2 separate regions of the Homo sapiens genome follow, and region 2 is linked to region 1. A link is a loop called in an ENCODE intact Hi-C map of the cell type or tissue named here. Cell type or tissue: mesothelial cell of epicardium. All regions are shown on one strand. Each heading gives the region's core, and the rest is flanking DNA. Links, peaks and the distances in the headings are about the cores only. Region 1 overlaps GRIK4 (glutamate ionotropic receptor kainate type subunit 4). Region 2 overlaps GRIK4 (glutamate ionotropic receptor kainate type subunit 4).

The links. Hi-C counts contacts between places; a loop is a spot of excess contacts. Peaks named below come from ENCODE experiments on the same cell type or tissue, not always from the same donor. Only the 100,000 strongest peaks of a DNase experiment are listed, where the experiment ranks them.
Region 2: it touches region 1 in a loop (16-fold over the local background); 70 of 110 quality-filtered maps call a loop at or near these places.

Annotation. Positions count from the first base shown.
Region 1 is chr11:120,523,538-120,533,091 of GRCh38, reverse strand. The region is part of intron 1 of GRIK4 (glutamate ionotropic receptor kainate type subunit 4); the gene reads right to left. Among named protein-coding and RNA genes, the nearest start is that of GRIK4, 17 kb to the right of the region's middle. RefSeq lists an enhancer at 844-1,380. In mesothelial cell of epicardium, for the core only: no CTCF peak of the experiment used is centred there; a DNase peak (open chromatin) is centred at 5,791.
Region 2 is chr11:120,807,901-120,815,900 of GRCh38, reverse strand. It overlaps GRIK4 (glutamate ionotropic receptor kainate type subunit 4), which reads right to left. Exons shown (of 21, transcript NM_014619.5): 5 at 426-523. LOC105369532 (a long non-coding RNA gene) reads left to right here. Exons shown (of 3, transcript NR_133008.1): 2 at 442-569; 3 at 4,423-4,556. Among named protein-coding and RNA genes, the nearest start is that of TBCEL, 210 kb to the left of the region's middle. In mesothelial cell of epicardium, for the core only: no CTCF peak of the experiment used is centred there; no DNase peak of the experiment used is centred there.

The DNA of each region.
Region 1 (9,554 bases), core at 838-8,837:
ATCTGATTTTACCGTTTTCTTCCATGTCTCTGCGCCCCCCTACATTGGCCTCCACCTTGGCACATCACACCGCATTGCATCATCTGTTTACTTCTCTGTCTCCACCACTAAGTACTGAACTCAGGAATGTGTCCCCTTAGTGCTGAACACAGGGCCTGGTGAATAGACGGATGAATGAGTGAATGAAGCCAGCAGCCCTACCGGGCTCATCCCCTAAGTCTCCAGGCACTGCCCTTCCCACTCCCTTCCAAGGAGAAGCCCAAAGCATCTAAAACCCCAAAAGAAAGGGGACAAAGACAGGCCGACTGTCTTTGTCCCGAGTCTCCAGATACTTCAGAAAACTCTGGTTGAGGGATGAATCACAGGAATCCACTTGGGAGGGACTAGTAACTGCAAGAAGGCCAAGGCCAGTGCCAGAAAGCAGAAGATGCTAATTATGAAGCCAGCGAAATGAAACCAAGGTTTGCGGGGTAGGGGAAAGAGTCCACACTAGAGCAAGAAAAACAAGGCAAAGCGAGCAAACTATTTAAGCAGCCAGCCGGCTCAGAGGGAGGAGGACAGATTAAATCAAACCTCTGACAGGCAATCAATGGACATTCAATTAACAGTTACAATATTATTAATTTACACAAAACGTCTAAACAATACCCTCTCCCCCTCTGAGAGGACTTTGATTCAATGCCTCTAAGCTGTTGGGACATTCCCTGACAATACCACAGGGCCACCCGACTCCTGGGTCCACACCCAGGGCGGACCCCCGGGCACAAGGGCAGCCGGATCAAAGGAAGCTGGGGGCGGGGTAGGGCCCACAGGGCTGCAGAGAGCTTAGCATGGAGCTGGGGGATGGATGTTCAAAGCAGCGAGTCCAGGTCACTTTGGGGGCTAGGGAGGAGCAACCAAGGACTCAGGAGGTCAAATCGGGACCATGCAATCACCCTTGTGCCAGCAGCCCAGGGCCTGAGTGGCCACAGGTACCCGGCTCCAGCTGTGGCTGTCTTGCTCCGTGTTCAATCGTGCACCTGCCAGGTGCGCTCCTGAATGGAGACCTTCCACCTGCCCCACATCCAGAGGTGGAAGCAGGGGGAGGGTCTCCATTTGGGAGTAAAGGGGAGAAGAAGGGTTGCCATCTGCTGCTCCACAGGGACATCCAAAGGTCACTGGTATGACATCCTTGGGCCACAACCATGAGGTTGCAAGGTGCTAAGAGAAACAGGCAGGCTGGGCACGGTGGCTCACACCTGTAATCCCAGCACCTTAGGAGACCAAGGCGGGTGGATCATCTGAGGTCAGGAGTCCGAGACCAGCCTGGCCAACATGGTGAAAACCCGTCTCTACTAAAAATACAAAAATTAGCTGGGCATGGTGACATGCACCTGTAGTACCAGCTACTCGGGAGGCTGAGGCAAGAGAATTGCTTGAACCTGGGAGGCAGAGGTTCCAGTGAGCCGAGACTGCGCCACTGCACTCCAGCCTGAGCAACAGAGCAAGACTCAGTCTCAAAAAAAAAAAGAAAAAGAAAAAAGAAACAGGCAGAGTTCAGCTGTAACCATGACCTTGGGCAGACCCCTCACTGCACCAGTCTCAGTTTCCTGATCCAGTAATATGGGATGATCCTGGCACCCACCCCAAGGCTGGTGTAAGCACTGGAGAGCACATGTACAGAGCATTGGAAACTCCTGGTGTCTAAATGATTATTTGGGCAGCGCTATGGAGCAGGTGCCTGTGGCAGGGGCAGACGACATGAAAGGAGGATGTGGGGAAGGAAAATGTCATTTCTCCTTCCATAAACAAACATGCATGAACCAGGCACAACAAGCTCTGAGTTTCACTCTTGATCTTTCTGGCCTTGATGGATGAATTATGAAAGAGGTTGTAGGGTAGCATTTACACATAAGAATCGCAAATCCACCCACATTTTCTAAGCCCTCCAAAAGTCTAGTCTTAAGCAAAGCACTCTCTCAAGGAAAGCAAGAGAGCTGTCTCCAAATATCTAAAGGGCTGTCACACCCTTCTGCTTAGACAGCTCCATCCTTCCGCTCCTGAGCCTATGATGGGAACCAGGAAGGACTCATCACCCCCACTCTGCAGAGAGGAAACTAAGTCCAAAGAAGTAAAATGACTTGATCAAAGTCACACCGTAGCAGATCTCCTTTTTGTGAACCGGCATTTTCTCCAGCCGATGATGCTCCAGAGACATCAGTAGGACACAGGTGCCGTCCACTGTAGGGAAGCGGGGTCTAACAATCAGAGTTCTCCTCATCCCAAAATGCCATCCAGCTCTGAATGAATCCCCTCCACACCCCAGGGCCATCTCTGTCTTCCTACATCACGGAACCTGTAGCAGGCCCCTTGGTTTTTCAGAGACTTAGAACCTTCTTAGGCCTCTGAACCCCATTCTCAGCCCTGCGTGGCAGAACCCAGTCCGCCCTGTAACGCGGTTGTCGAAGACAGAGGCTTCCGTCTGGAACCCAGGTTTGGGACTTTGCAGGAAATGGCTTCCCAAATTAAGGATTTTAAGCACAGATGACTGAAATAGATATTTGAAAGCTATTCACCCAGCCAACAGCCACCTCCTCAGCCTGGAGAAGCTGCCTCTGTTGGCAAATGTGCTTTCTGACAAATTTTACTGTGCAGACTAACGACTCACCAAACTGGACCAGAGTGCAGAGCTGCCCCCAGGATAAGTCCCCCTACCCCCACCCACACCCCAGCAAGGACCCATCTTCTAGAGCCTGCAATAGCTTGGGCTCCTGTCACTCTTCTCCATGAAATATCCTTCCCCTGGAGCCTCTCCCCACAGGCCATCGACCGATTCATTTGCTCACCATTATTTTTTAAACTCAAATTTTATTAGCAGTGGAGCATGAGTAATAAATACTAATACACTGTTTGCACTTGAATTAGCCCTACATGTCCTGGGACCACAGGGCTATTTGTCAAAGGCAGACGTTTCTCCACACCCGCACCTTGTGGTTGGCACACAGGCATTTCCAAGGTCAGGGACTCTCAGGCATTAAGCAAGAACATGGGGCCTCATAGGACTCACACTTGGGGCACCCTTACTCCTAAGCAGGCCACTGAGCCACCAGGAAGGAAGGGCAAGTGGAGCTGTAATGCTAGAAAAAGGAGAACGGGATCCTAGCTCTACTGCTTACCAGCTGTGTGACTCGGGGCATGCCAGTTTAACCACTCTGAACTTCTGTCTCCTCATCTATAAAACAGGTCAACAGCAGCTGCCTCCCAGGGTTGCTGGAGAGATTAAATGAGATGCTGGATGTGAAAGCACCTTTGTTGGAGAGATTAAATGAGATGCTGGATGTGAAAGCACCTAAAAGCAAGTGTACTTGCACACAGCGGGGATGGTGGTTGAGGTGGGAAAGGCAGGTTGCGAGAGAGGCTACTCCCTATCAGGAGTCAAGGGATACATTGAAATCATCTCCACCTTGTTTCACAGAAGGATAAGTGACAGACAGCACTTTTCCCACTTCCCCCACCACTCCCGACAGGGAACTTACATGTGTGACTATCCAAGGACATCTAAGAGACACTATTAGGCTGCATCTCTGTGCAGATGTCAGGAACCCAGCGCTGTGCAAAACAGATGTGGTCACTGGTGCCCAGGCTGGGCTCTAGGCTCGTCCCTGTAGTAACTGCTAGGGGCTCAGACTAAGGTGGAGGAGGTCACAGCCAAGGGCAATCCCTCTAATGTCGATGGGCACAGCGGCTGGGCTTGCTCCTCTCTTTGGTGCTCGATCGCTTTGCTTCTTTCAACAAATATTTGGCAAGATCCTCCTGTAAGCCAGACACTGTGTTAAAGTGTGGCACAGAAGTGGATGTGGTGACTTGATGCCTGGCCTCCCACAGCTCAGTGCTACAATGTAAGTTGTAGGTTACAATGCAAGGTGGGAGTGCTCCAAAGGGAACGAGGGTTGGGGCTGCAAGAGCACATGAGGGTCGGGGTGGGGGGTTATGCAGGCTCAGGGAGGCGTCAGGAAAGGGCTTCCTGGAAGAGGAATGGATAAGGAGTAGTGAAGCAAGAGAAGGAGAGGAGGTGGAAGGAGGAGTTGCAGGCAGAGTGAACAGCATGTGCAAAGGTCCTGAGGCAGGGAGCCAAAGCTACCCTGGGAAACTAAAGTGCTGTAGATGGGCACATGCTCAATAGATGGTGATGTGGTTTGGCTGTGCCCCCACCCAAATCTCATCTTGAATTGCAACTCCCACAGTTCCCATGTGTCGTGGGAGGAAACTGGTGGGAGGTCATTGAATCATGGAGGCAGGTCTTTCCCGTGTTGTTCTCATGCTAGCATCTCATGAGAGATCTCATGGGTCTCACAAGATCTGATGGTTTTATGAGGGGCAGTTTCCCTGCACAAGCTCTCTCTTTGCCTGCTGCCATTCATGTAAGATGTGACTTGCTCCTCTTTGCCTTCCGCCATGATTGTGAGGCCTCCCCAGCCACGTGGAACTGTAACTTCATTAACCCCTTTTTCCTGTATAAGTTACCCAGTCTCTGATATGTCTTTATCAGCAGCATGAAAACAGACTAATACAGATGGGTTCCCTAAGACAGGCTCAGAGGAAAGAAGGGTCCCCCATAGTCCCTGCCCTCAGCCAGCCTCCAGTCAAACAGGGGTGACAGGACCAACATATTTCAGACAGACTTAATATAAAAAAATTATAGGGTCGGGCTTGGTGGCTCATGCCTGTAATCCCAGCACTTTGGGAGGCCAAGGCGGGCAGATCATGAGGTCAGGAGATCAAGACCATCCTGGCTAACACTGTGAAACCCCATCTCTATTAAGAATACAAAAAATTAGCCGGGCGTGGTGGCGGGCACCTGTAGTCCCAGCACTTTGGGAGGTTGAGGCAGGCAGACTGCTTGAGCTCAGCAGTTCAAGAACAGCCTAGGCAACATGGTGAAACCACGTCTGCACAAAAAATACAAAAATAAAAAATAAAAAATAGCTGAGCATTGTGGCCCATGCCTGTGGTCCCAGCTACTCAAAAGGCTGAGGTGGGAGGACCGGCTGAGCCCGGGAGATCGAGGCTGCAGTGAGCCCAAATCCCGTCACTGGGCAATAGAGTGAGACCCTGTCTCAAAAAAATAAAATAAAATAAAAGGACTTGTTTGTTGATGAGCTCACTCTATTCACAACGCATGTGTCCCTGCTGAGGGCCAGGATAAAGCAGCTGAAGGGGTTAACCAGAGCAGGCCTCCCAGAGGAGGTGAGGCTGGTTCCGCTGGTAAAGAAGCCTCTTCCTCCACCCGTGAGTGGGACCACCAGGCCCTCTTTTTCCCCACCTGATTGGAAACCTTGGACAACAATGAGGCTGTATCTGCTCTGCCAGCTGCATATAAATGCAAGCACAATGCCACCTCTCTCTCACCAGACAAGGCCACACGCCAGGGGTGGCTTAGTGTGAGCGAGGCTGTCTGGCTCAGCCACATCACAAAGGTAACAAAAGCACCTGAATGCCCGTCTTCCTCCCAGCCCCCAGCCCGCCCCTGGAGGATGCAGGTGCGAGTGTCTGGGGCGCAGTTAGGCCTCTGGGAGGAGATAAATCCCCAGCACGGGCTCCAGGAAGGCAGGAGGGAACTTGCAGCGGCTCCCTGCTCCCCTCCTCTGCTGGGATAAGCATTGCCATGCTCCCTCTCTCACCGGCAGGGGTCTGCCCTGAGGGGTTTTAACTGAGTGAAACACCATCTGCTCCGGGGTCCCCACCCAGCAGACCCTGCAGACAGATGCTGTCCAGCTCCCGCCCCTGCTTCCTCCCACTCTGGAAGCATCTCCACCCTGGGGCCGCAGGGAGCTGAGGCTGCTCTCCACATTCCATGAAAGCTGAGGCCTGGCAGGACCCCAGCAGGGGCAGAGCCACAAAGATGACGCAGCTCCAGAAGCCAAAGCCCCGGCAAGCCGAGGCGGGATCAGGGCAACCCCACCTGCCTTTGCATCCTCCAGGTTCCCCAGGACTGGGTGCTGGCTCTGGTCAGACCCTCTGCCACGGGCTGGCTGTGTGACTTTGGGCAACTTCTGCAACCTCACTGAGTTTCCCCACTTGTAAAATGTGAGTTGTTGAGGTTTAAATGAGAAAATGTTTCTTCTGCCTAAAGTGTTCAACCACTATTTCTATTAACATCATTCCAGGTTTCCTCTTGGACACTGTCAAGTGACCGCCCTTTAGCCATTTATAACCTGACTGTGATAAGCACTTTAAAAACGAACTTTTTTTTTCTTTTTTTTGAGATGGTGTTTCACTCTTGCTGCACAGGCTGGAGTGCAATGGTGCAATCTTGGCTCACTGCAACCTCTGGCTCACTGCAACCTCCGCCTTCCAGGTTCAAGTGATTCTCCTGCCTCAGCCTCCCAAATAGCTTGGATTACAGGCATGTGCCACCACACCTGGTTAATTTTGTATTTTTAGGGGAGATGGGGTTTCACCATGTTGGTCAGGCCGGTCTTGAACGCCTGACCTCAAGTGATCCACCAACCTCATCCTCCCAAAATGCTAGGATTACAGGCATGAGCCACTGTGCCCGGCCTAAAAACAAACTTTTTGAATTGATGTATACTGTTTACACAGAAAAGTGCACATGGCTGGGCACAGCGGCTCACACCTGTAATCCCAGGGCTTTGAGAGGCCGAGGTGGGAGGATCGCTTGAGCCCAGAAGTTCAAGCCGGGGCAACATAGAGAAACACTGTCTCTAGAAAGAAAAAATATAAAAAATTAGTGGGGCATGGTGGTACATGCCTGTAGACTCAGCTACTGGGGTGAGAGGGCGGGTGCCAGGGTGGGAGAATCACCCTGAGCCCGGGAGATGGAGATCATGCCACCGCACTCCAGCCTGGGCGACAGAGTGAGACCTGCCTCAAAGGAAAAAAAGAAAGAGAAGTGCACATAAGTGTGCAGCTCAAGGAATGTCCACAGAACTAGCTCTCAGATCACGAAATAGAGCATTATCAGTATTCTAGAGGCCCTTTCTCAGGCCCCCTGCCAAGGCTAACTGCTATCCCAGCTTCTATTACCATAGATTACTTCGCCTGTTTTTGAACTTTATATAAATAAAATCACACAGTACGTACTGAAAACACCTTCAGACTTAAGAAGCCCTTTCACAGGTGGTATCTTATTTGCTCTTCCCCAACCCTGTGAGATTAGGTTTTTCATTGTCCCCATTTTATTGCTGAGCAAACAGAGGCTTCAGATACATGAACAAACTTGTCCAACGCCGCACAGTGAGTAGAGAGAGGGACTCTAACTCCAGCTGTCCAAGCCCTCCCGTCACCCCCCACCACACCAGGCTACTTCCCACACGTCAAACCAGCCTCTCCCTGTGCCCCAGTTAAGGCCGCTCCTCCCCAGAGCCCTACTTCCTCCAGGAAGCTTCCTTGGATTGCTCAGAGGAGAACCATCAGCTTGTCCCACTCTGCCCCCATCCCCAGCCTAGACACGGGGACGTAGCACGCGGCTAACCTTGGTGTGGGTCTGATGAGTGTGTGTTGACTGCCTGCTATGGTTTCTGTAACACCCCTGCTGGTCTCTTCTCCATGTGCCTCTCAGAGTCACAACACCCAGAGGACAGGGCTGCTTCTACAGCTCTTTCCACGCCCTGCCCAGTATGAATGGGGCTGGCTGGCAGCTGGGGTTGGAATGGGCACTGCATTAGGTCAGGTGGGGAGCAGGGCACATGCTCCCCTGGTTTGATGGGAGGCTCCTGGTGAGTCCGTCTAATGAAAGGTATGATACCAAAGGCACTAGCGGCCAGGGGACCCCATTTCAAACCTCGATTCTGCAAGTCACATGATCTCAGGCAAGTTCCTTCCCTCTCTGAACCTCAATGCCCTCACTTGTGAAATGAGACGGCTAGACTCAATCTGACTTGACAAAGCCATGGTACCCTGTGGCCATGTCAGATATCACCCCTTCCCAGGGCCCCTTCCCAGCGCCCCTTCCCAGGGAGTCCAGTGCCCCTTCCCAGGGAGCCCACAGTTGGCCTCAGACTTCTTTGGACCCAGCACTGCAGGCATCATGGATCCACTGAGAAGGGTAAGAAGGGGAAGCCTGTCCAGCAGCCTTGACCAGGGAGGTCCAGAGTCACTGGGCATTCATGGTGCAGCCCCTGATGGGCTCCAGAAGCCAAGAAGACGGAAGGTGGACTAGGACCTCAGCTCACCCTGCAGACCGCAGGGACCTCTGTCATCCCCACACAAAGGCGACCTCTTCCTGGGGCTCTCTGCCACCACAGTACCCAATCCTGACCTGCCCAGTGCCCTGCCACGTAACTAGCTCCGCGTGATGATAAATGCCCCCAGGATGCAGGCAGCCCCTAGCTCACACTGGGTATGTCTGAAGGAGCACCCCAGGTCCAATCCATGTTCCCAGAGCCTCCTCCTGACTCATGGCAGCTGCAGTGCCCACAGCCTGATCCAGAAGTTAGCGCTGTCAGCCCAAACGCCACCTTTGCTCTTACCAGTCACCCCAGTACAGTCCCCCTTGACCCATTGATGCCAGGCTCATCTGGGTTCGAGGAGGGGGTAAAGTGCCTGGAGCCAAGGTCCAGGTAGGCCTGGTGTTACTCTTTGTACTGGTTCAGCTCCATCGCCGGCTACACTAACCTGAGAAACCAGTCCTGTCATCCACCAGGGGAAATGTGTTTTAAGATCACACAATTGACTTTTCAATCCCATACATCTGCGAGTCGAAGGCGGCCCATCCAAGCTTTCCAGAGTCAAGGCTCATTGCTAGTCTAGGGCTCCAGAGTCCAGGGCCTCTGCAGACAAGCGGCTCACCAAAGCAGCCGTTCACCCACTAAACGCATACTGAGCACCCAGTGCTGTTCTGGTTGTTGGGGAAAGAATGCAGAAACGGCCAGACGCGGTGGCTCACGCCGCTAATCCCAGCACTTTGGGAGGTCAAGGCTGGTGGATCATGAGGTCAGGAGATCGAGACCATCCTGGCTAACATGATGAAACCCTGTCTCTATTAAAATACAAAAAATTAGCCAGGCATGGTGGTGTGCGCCTGTAGTCCCAGCTACTCGGGAGGCTGAGGCAGGGGAATCACTTGAACCTGGGAGGCGGAGGTTGCAGTGAGCCGAGATCGTGCCACTGCACTCCAGCCTGGTGACAGAGCAAGGCTCCGTCTCAGGAAAAAAAAAAAAAAAAGAATGCAGAAGCAAACAGTCCCTGTGCAATGGAACCCGTGCCTTGTGGGGAGACAGATGATGATCTCTGATGACCTCCCCAAAGCATCCAAGGGTGGCCTGACCTTGCTCTACCAGCCCCACCCTGATCATCTCCCAGCTGGGCTGCTCAGGTTCTTCCCCTGCTGGGAGCTGGAAGTTCCTTAGAAAGGCACTGGCCACACGGAGAAGCAGTGGCTAAAGAGACGAAGGCAGACCCGGGCAACACCGAACCACAAAGCCCAGGTTCAGCTGTGTGACCCTGTGTCGGTGTCTCAGGTTCTCTGGACATCTGTGTTTTCCCTTGTCCAATGGGACTAATAAGACCTGCCGTGGAGGGCTGGTGTGAGGACCTGCAGTAACGCAGGATGG
Region 2 (8,000 bases), core at 1-8,000, 280 kb before region 1:
CCCCGAAGGCATTCTTCCCCAGAATCCCGATATGTAAACAGATAACCAGGGAGCTGCTCACGTGGACACGAGAGTGGACGCTCAGACGTCTGCCCGCTTGGCCTGCCATGCCCATCAGCCTCTCCAGCCTCTCCCTCTACCCACCACCACCAAGAGGCCGCTGGGGGCACCGCCATGGGACCCTAAGACAGGGAGGAGCTCCGCTTCAGATTCCTGCTGTCAAACACCTCCTCCGAGACCCCTCCATGCAAACATCCTGGAGCAGGGCAAGCCCACTGCTTCTGTATTTGTATTTATGTTGTTGTTATTAATGATACCAACCCAGCCTTGACAGGCTCTTCCAGCCCTTGAGAATCAACCCTATCTTTGGACCCTGGGCACAGGCTCCAGCACACAGATATTCCCCAGCCCTGCCTCACACTCACCTCCTTCTCTCCACAGATGTTGCTGATGATGGAGCTGGAGGCTGGGCTGGACGATGGTCCGAGGACAGCGACCACCCCCTTGGGGAGGATCTGACACACTGCAGCCAGCGGCAGGGACAGGGAAAGAAGCAAAGCACTCATCAGGTCGGGCTTGCGCCATGGCCCAGTCCTCTCCTCTTCACCCGCTGCCCCCTCACCTTCTGCACACCCGCTGCCCAGGCCCCTGCTCCAACCCTTCGAAACCCAGAGTCTCTCCTTCTCCCCTGGACGACTGGGCTCCAGGACAGTTTTATTGGAGTTTATGGGCAGCATTAAATGAGGAAATGACCCAGGTTATGACAACATACGGCCATAGCCAACAGGGTGTATAAATTGTCTGGACTGTCACAGAAGGACAGAGGCTAATGGAACAAACCTGCAGATTCCATCCCACGGCCTGGCCTGGCCTGCAGGGGGGTAGGGGGAGCCCCAGCACAGCTGCTGCATTAGTCCCCCCAAATATAAAGAGAGTCTGGGAGAAGGAAGGCAGGCAGGCAGGCGGGGGTATGAAGGAGGGCGAGGATGACGCAGACAGGAAGAGAGCAGGGGTGGCTAAAGTCAAAAGGAGCGGAGGCAAGAAAAAGGGAAAGAAAATGGGAGGCAGGGAGAAAGCGAGAGGCAGAAAGAAGTTTCATCTGTCAATGCCCCCGTCGTTCACTTCGTCCTGAAGCCTGGCATGTTCCCTCCCCCAGGTAGAGCAGGTCCCGTCCTGACCGACCAGCATGCCTGGCATCTGGCCTTTCCCTCCTGGACTGAACACTCGCTCACCTGTCCGGGATCAGTTCTGACACCACCTTCTCCTTAGACCTTCCTGGGCTTATTTATGTATTTATTTATTGAGATGGAGTCGCACCCTGTCACCCAGGTTGGAGTGCAGTGGTGTGGTGCGATCTCGGCTCACTGCAACCTCCGCCTCCCAGGTTCAAGCAATTCTCCTGCCTCAGGAGTAACTGGGATTACAGGCACCCACCACCACGCCTGGCTAATTTTTGTATTTTTAGTAGCGACGGGGTTTCACCATGTTGGCCAGGCTGGTCTTGAACTCCTGACCTCAAGTGATCCACCTGCCTTGGCCTCCCGAAGTGCTGGGATTACAGGCATGAGCCACCGCACCCCACCACTGGGCTCCTTTAGATGGAATTAACACTGCCTTGGGCTCCCAAGGCCTGGGGTTCATACCTCTAGTCTAAGACACTGTATCTATTTGGGTTTGTTGTTTAGTGCTCTCCTCTCACTAGATTTCAAACCTCTTGAAGACAGGAACTGAGCCACATTTATCTCCCAATCCCCACTTCTCATCTCTTCAGTGTCCAGCACAATGCATTCTAGAGAGTAGGAGCCCAGCTCAGATTTGCTGTGTGAATGTCTAAAGGAATGGGATGTGTAATCAGAGGAGGGGGAGAGAATCTAAGATTTTAAAATGCTAGAGACTGAGAAAGGAAGGATGGGAGAAAGAGGGAAACACAGTGAGAGAGGACAGGAAAGAATTCTCCGTGCACACACTGTGGTATCAGAGCCAAGGGGCCGTCCCTCAGAAAATGCAATCGAGGTTCCCCACTGCATCCTTGTCTGCAAAACTCAAGGCTTAACTCCATATGTATTTTCTTCCTACTTGTATTAGGAGTCAGGCAGAGCAATTTCCCTGGCCTAGCAATTGAGGTTAAGGGACTAGTACAAGGTTTCTTACTGAGCCAGCTGTAAAGCCACACCTGCCACATGGACGCTCTTTCTTCTGGGTTAGAGTCCAATACAGCCAGGTGATCATCTGAACGGGGTACAGGCAGCAAGGCAGAACACCAGGGTTCAAATCCCAGCATTGCAATTTACCATATGAACTATAGATCTTGGAGTCTTCTCTTAGCCTATGGCTTGGGCAGGCATCCCACAACATCCCAAAATCTCAGCTGACTGGAGGACTCATCAGTACTAAGTGTCTGGCCAAAGTAGTGATGATCAGGCTTCATCTTTGAAGAGTCTCTTCAAATTCCAAGCTACTTCCATGGGGGTTATCTCATGTGACCTCAGCCAACTTAACTCTTACAGCCCACTAGGTGCTTGAAGTTCATCATCCCCTCAGATCCCTACAACTGCCTTGGGGGAGTGGGGTCTTATCTCCTGATTTTACTGGTAAGGACACAGCACCCCAGAGACGTGAAGTGCCTCCGCTCTGGTCACACACCTAATCAAGGCCAGAGTTGGCATCTGGATTCAAGTCTCCTGACCCGCATCCAGGGTTCATGTTCCTCTCTCACAGCCACTTACTTTGTCTGCACTGCTCCTTGCAGCCAGCCACTCCTACACCCAGCACTTCTCAGCCTCTTACAGTGGAGGTCCCCCCGCCCACCTCGTCTACTGAATCCACTTTCTCCAAGGTCACCATGACCTGTTATCCATTCTCATCCTGTTCTCTTTCTGCAGCACTTGTTCTGATTGCATTGTTCTTTAGAATTTCCTAACACCGTGCAATCTGGATTCTCCTCCAGTTCTCTGGTCAGTCTTTCACTCATTGCTGACTCCTCTTCCTTCTCCCACCCACCAAATTCAGGTTTTGCCCCTGACTCACTGTTCCTGGGCCATTTTACCATTGCCTACAGCCTCCACCCTTGTCTCTGCCCAGATGACCCTGCACTCTCACCTATGTGCTGGGTCACAAAGTCAAGTTCCAACCACCTGCTGGACGTTGCCACAGGGCCTTCCCTCTGGCATCTCACACTCAGTTCTGTAAGAGCTTGGAGTCTGATGCATGGCTGTCTGGGTTTGAGTCTCTGTCACTTACTAGTTTCGAGACCTTGAGCAAATTATCAAACCTCTGGGCCTGTTTTCTCACCTATAAGATACTAATAACACCTCTCTCATAAGGTTGCTGTGAGAATTAAAGTGAATTAATACTTAACATTCAGAATGGTACCTGACATGCTACATGACCCTTTTATTATTATCCCCACCATATCAGATTTGTTATATATTTTTCACAATCTGGTTGGATCTCCACACTTCTATGAGGAAAATTCATTTTTATCTCCACTTTACAGCTGGGGAAGCTGAGGCCTAGAAAGTTTAAGTAACTTGTTTAAGATCACACAGGTAATATAAGGTCAAACTGGGCTTGAACTTGGGGATCGACATGGCACCAAAGCCAGTGCTCTTACCCACTCTACTTTACTCCTCTTATCTCCTCAAGCTCAAAGCCACAGTCATCCTGGCCTCTTTCTTGCCTTCCCTCACTCAAGCTGTTCTCCTGCTTTACAGGTCAAGGGCCAGGTTCCGACCATCTGACCTTCTCACTCTCTGCCAGCCCTTCCTTCCTACGTCTACTGCCATGGTTCCAGGTCAACCCCTCTTTATAACCTGCCCTTCTAAGGGAGTCTCTCTGTCTCCAGGATTCTTCATTTCCAATCCATTCTTTAAACGGTGGGGCAAATTATAGTCCTAAAACGTAGATCGGAGTGTGCCCCCAAGGCAGAGAACCTGTCTTATTTATGTCTGTGTCCTCCATACTTAGAACAAGGCCTGACTCAGAGTTACGTGGCCTATAAACAGTTGCTGAACCACACTGAGGCCCACTCAACACCTTCCATGCAAAACTGGAAATAAACTAAATGTATAATCATAAGGGAATAAGTATATAAAATGTGGGCTGTATGCCCAAATGGAATATTATTTAGGCATTTAAAATACTTATGAACAGTTTATAATAGTATTAAAAATATTTATTTAATAATACTAAGAGACAGAAGCAGGATATAAAATTATATGTATATCTATATGAAGGCTACAACTAAGCAAATACAGAGAGTACTTATACACTGAGGAATGATTATGAGAAGATGTTATTAAAGACTACATGTACTGAGTGTTAACTATGGCCCGTTCGAAGCACTCTTACGGGAACTGACATATTTAATTCCCAAAACAAACTGAGGAAATAGGTACTATTACTGTCATTCTCATTTTACAGATACAAAATCAACAGAGAGAAATTAAAGAGCAGAGTCAAGATTCAACAGCTCCACCCATTTCCCCAAAGACCGGCCCCTTAACCACTGCACCGCACAGCCATCCCCAGCAAATGGCAATTAACTGGGATGTTTGTAGATTGCCTTGGCCACTGGAACACTGAGTTATTGTCTTCCCTTTTTTCATTTCACTACTTTCTATAATGAGCATGTATTCCTTTTTATAACATATTATAAAGAATACAATGCTATAATAAAAACATTCTTCTGATGAGCAAGTAAAATTCGAGTGACTCTGGTCTCCTTAAGTCCTGTCTTTGCAGCCCCTTCTCCCACCGTGCCATCTCCCGCTGCATGCCAGCTCACCTAGAACATACTCTGTACATATTTTCCTGCCTGATCCTGTTCCCAAATGGCTATCTCTAGATCAGGGGTTCTTAACCTGTAGCCTGGGGTCTGTGGGTAGAAGTCAGGGGTCTGTGAACACTTGTGGGGGGAATTACATCATTCTTTTCTCTAACCCCTAAGTGAAATGTAGCATTTCTTTCCATTTTGAATGTAGGCAACAAACTACAGTGTGTTAATAGCACCTGTGACTTTGTTTCCCACAGAAATCACCGCAGTTTTCATATGACACTACAGTGCTAAGGATATCTTCAAATACCAGTTATATTCATTATTACTTCAAGATTATGGTAGTAATTAGGCTCGATGCTATTTAATACATTAATGAAGAAGCATATATATTAGTATACCACTATTAAAATATAACTGCATTTCCATATAGCTGGTTTCCATAGTCACCCTATCCATTTTATTGGATTTTTGTTATTTATTTTCTATCCTTTTTTATTAATAAAAAGGTTTTTATTCATTTAAAAACATTTATCTGAGAAGGGATTCATTAGCATCTCCAGACTACCATGGTCTAGGCTTCTCTTGCCCTTCTGCCTAGCAAACTCCCACTCATACTTCAGCATCCAGCTCAGATCTTGCTCCTAGGCCAGAAGGCATCTCTCCCTCCCTATATTCACAGCACACTGTGGCTCTGAGTCAGCCGCCTTTAGGAGACAGCGCAGCTTCCTTGCTCTCTGAATTCCTGGCCAGCTTCTGTCCCAAGCAGCCTGGTGATGTTGGTTCCCAAGAAAGGAAAGTTTCTCCTGAAAATAAATTCTTATAGAAGGCCACAATTCCTTATTCCCAATTCCAAAGTCCAAAAGGCTCTGAAACTTGATGTTTTTCATCAAACTCAGTTGTTGGCAAAATCTGATCTCAACAGACAGATGTAAAGCTATTTACAATGTGTGAGTATTTGAATATAAGCATGCATTTGTTTGAGTATGGGGTTACTGGAGATTCAACTTTACATATGGTACATGCACCACACAACCGTTCTTTTGTTTGTTTGTTTGTTTTGAGACAGTGTCTCACTTTGTAACTCAGGCTGGAGTGCAGTGGAGCAATCATAGCTCACTGCAGACTTGAACCCCTGGGCTCAAGCAATCCTCCTGCCTCAGCCTCCTGAGTAGCTGGGACTACAGGTGCATGCCACCATTCTTGGCTAATTTTTTATTTTTTGTAGAGATGGGGCCCCACTACATCGCCCAGGCTGGTCTTGAACTCTTGGCGTCAAGCAATCCTCCCACTTCAGCCTCCCGAAGTGATGGGATTTACAGGCATGAGCCACCACGCCCAGCCCCTCAACCTTCCCAATGTCTCAATCTGGATTCTACACACATCAGGCCTCGAGGGTTTGTGGGCCTGCGCCTGCCATTCTGAGCTTCTCATACACGTGTGTCAATGTGTCCATCTCCCTCACTGGATCATAAATGGCCTTGAGATCAGGGGTCATGTCTATTCAGCCCTGGCAAAAAGAAATTGCTCATTAAATGTTTGCTCAACTGAACTGAAATGATCCCAAATGAGTCCAGTGGAACTGAATTAGGGTCTTAGCAGTGGCTATGGCCTGGGGATTTCCTGGGATCTGGGAACTGGTCTTTCGTTCCCTATGAAGGGTGCCCTGCTCAGTAGAGATGGAAATCATTTATAAAGGGTCTCAGCTCTGGAACCCCTGCATGCTGATTCTGCAGGCCTCGGCCCTCTGAGCAGTTTGCAGGAGGCACAGGAAGGGAGGGAGATGCGTTTACCTCTTCCTCCCAGGCAGCAGAGGAGTTGGAAGGCTCAGCTGCTGGAATAAAAGGCCATGATGGGGTGTAGTGGCCCCATGGAGGGACTTCTTCATCTCAAAATGTCAGCACTGGCAATGGATTGGAGACCCCTTAGAAGCCCAGGCTGGACAGGGGTGGTGGGGTGAGGGGCGTCGTGGAACTTACTCCTTTCCCCTTTCCTGCATCTTCACAGGGTCCCTCCTCCGGACAGAGAGCAGTTCAGGGAGGGGAGGGTGAGGCTGTGTCGCAGATGGTTTAGAGGAGCTAATGGTAAGTGCCACTGACTGTAGCCCCCCTCCAGGAAGGAGCAGCTTCCTGGATGGACCCAGGGGGCCAGGTCCTCCTGCCTGACAGTGAGGAGCTGCTCAGTGCTCTCTGGGCCCAGATGGCAAACAACCCTGGCCCCACGGGGCTCACAGAGATGTGCACTGGGGAGGGCTGGGAGAACTCAGAGTCCTTCACACGGAAGCACTTCCCGATGCTGCAGCCTGAATGGAGCAGAGGGTGCAGTCTCCCTCTGAGCCTGTTTATACTGCACAGAGTACACGTGAAGCCCTGGCCATCCTAGGGCAAGGCAAACAATTGCCTCATCACTTCCAAAGAACCATCTCCTCTCTTGTGCCAAAGCTGTCAGGAACGCATTCCATTCTGAACTCTCTGGGAGTAGACAGGGGACTAAATGGATTGGCCTTGCTGGCTCTTGAGCCAAGGAAGAAAGTGTGTGAGGGCATGAGTGCCACGCCCCATGACGGGCCCCCTGGTGTCCAAGAACTCAAGACCGCCATCGCCTCTCCTCACCAACAGCGTATCACGCAAAGCCTTCACCTGGTCCCAAGCCACCGTGCAAGCAGCAATACCATTTACTGGGGCTTTCCAAGTGCCAGGCACATGTGCCACCTGAATCTCTACAACAACCCTGAGAGGGAGGAGTCACTATATGAATTCTACTACTACTAAGTAACATTTAAGCACCATCTCATTTAATCTTCACAACAACCTCATGAAGTGAGAACTCTTCTTATTCCCATTTTACAGAGGAGGGCTGTGAGACATAGGAGAGAAGCCCAGGGTGCTGGTAGAGCCAGGATTAGAATCCTGGTGCATTGAACTCCAGAACTTGCTCTACACTGAAGCCAGGATCTCTCCTCTGCCCCTATGTACACTCTGTTTCAGCCATACTGTCTGTCACTGCATCCCAATGTATCCCATTTTTTTTCCTGCCTTAAGCCTTTGCTCATGCTATTATGCCATCTACCTAGATGCCTTCTTCTCTCTCTTCATCAATCAACATTCTAAGGTCTGGCCAGGGGCCTCACCTGACCCCATAGCCTGCTCTGCCTACCTCCTAGTTCTGACCTCCTGCTCCCCTGTCTGTGCCACTCATTGGCACGTTCTCTGGAGAGCCACCTAAA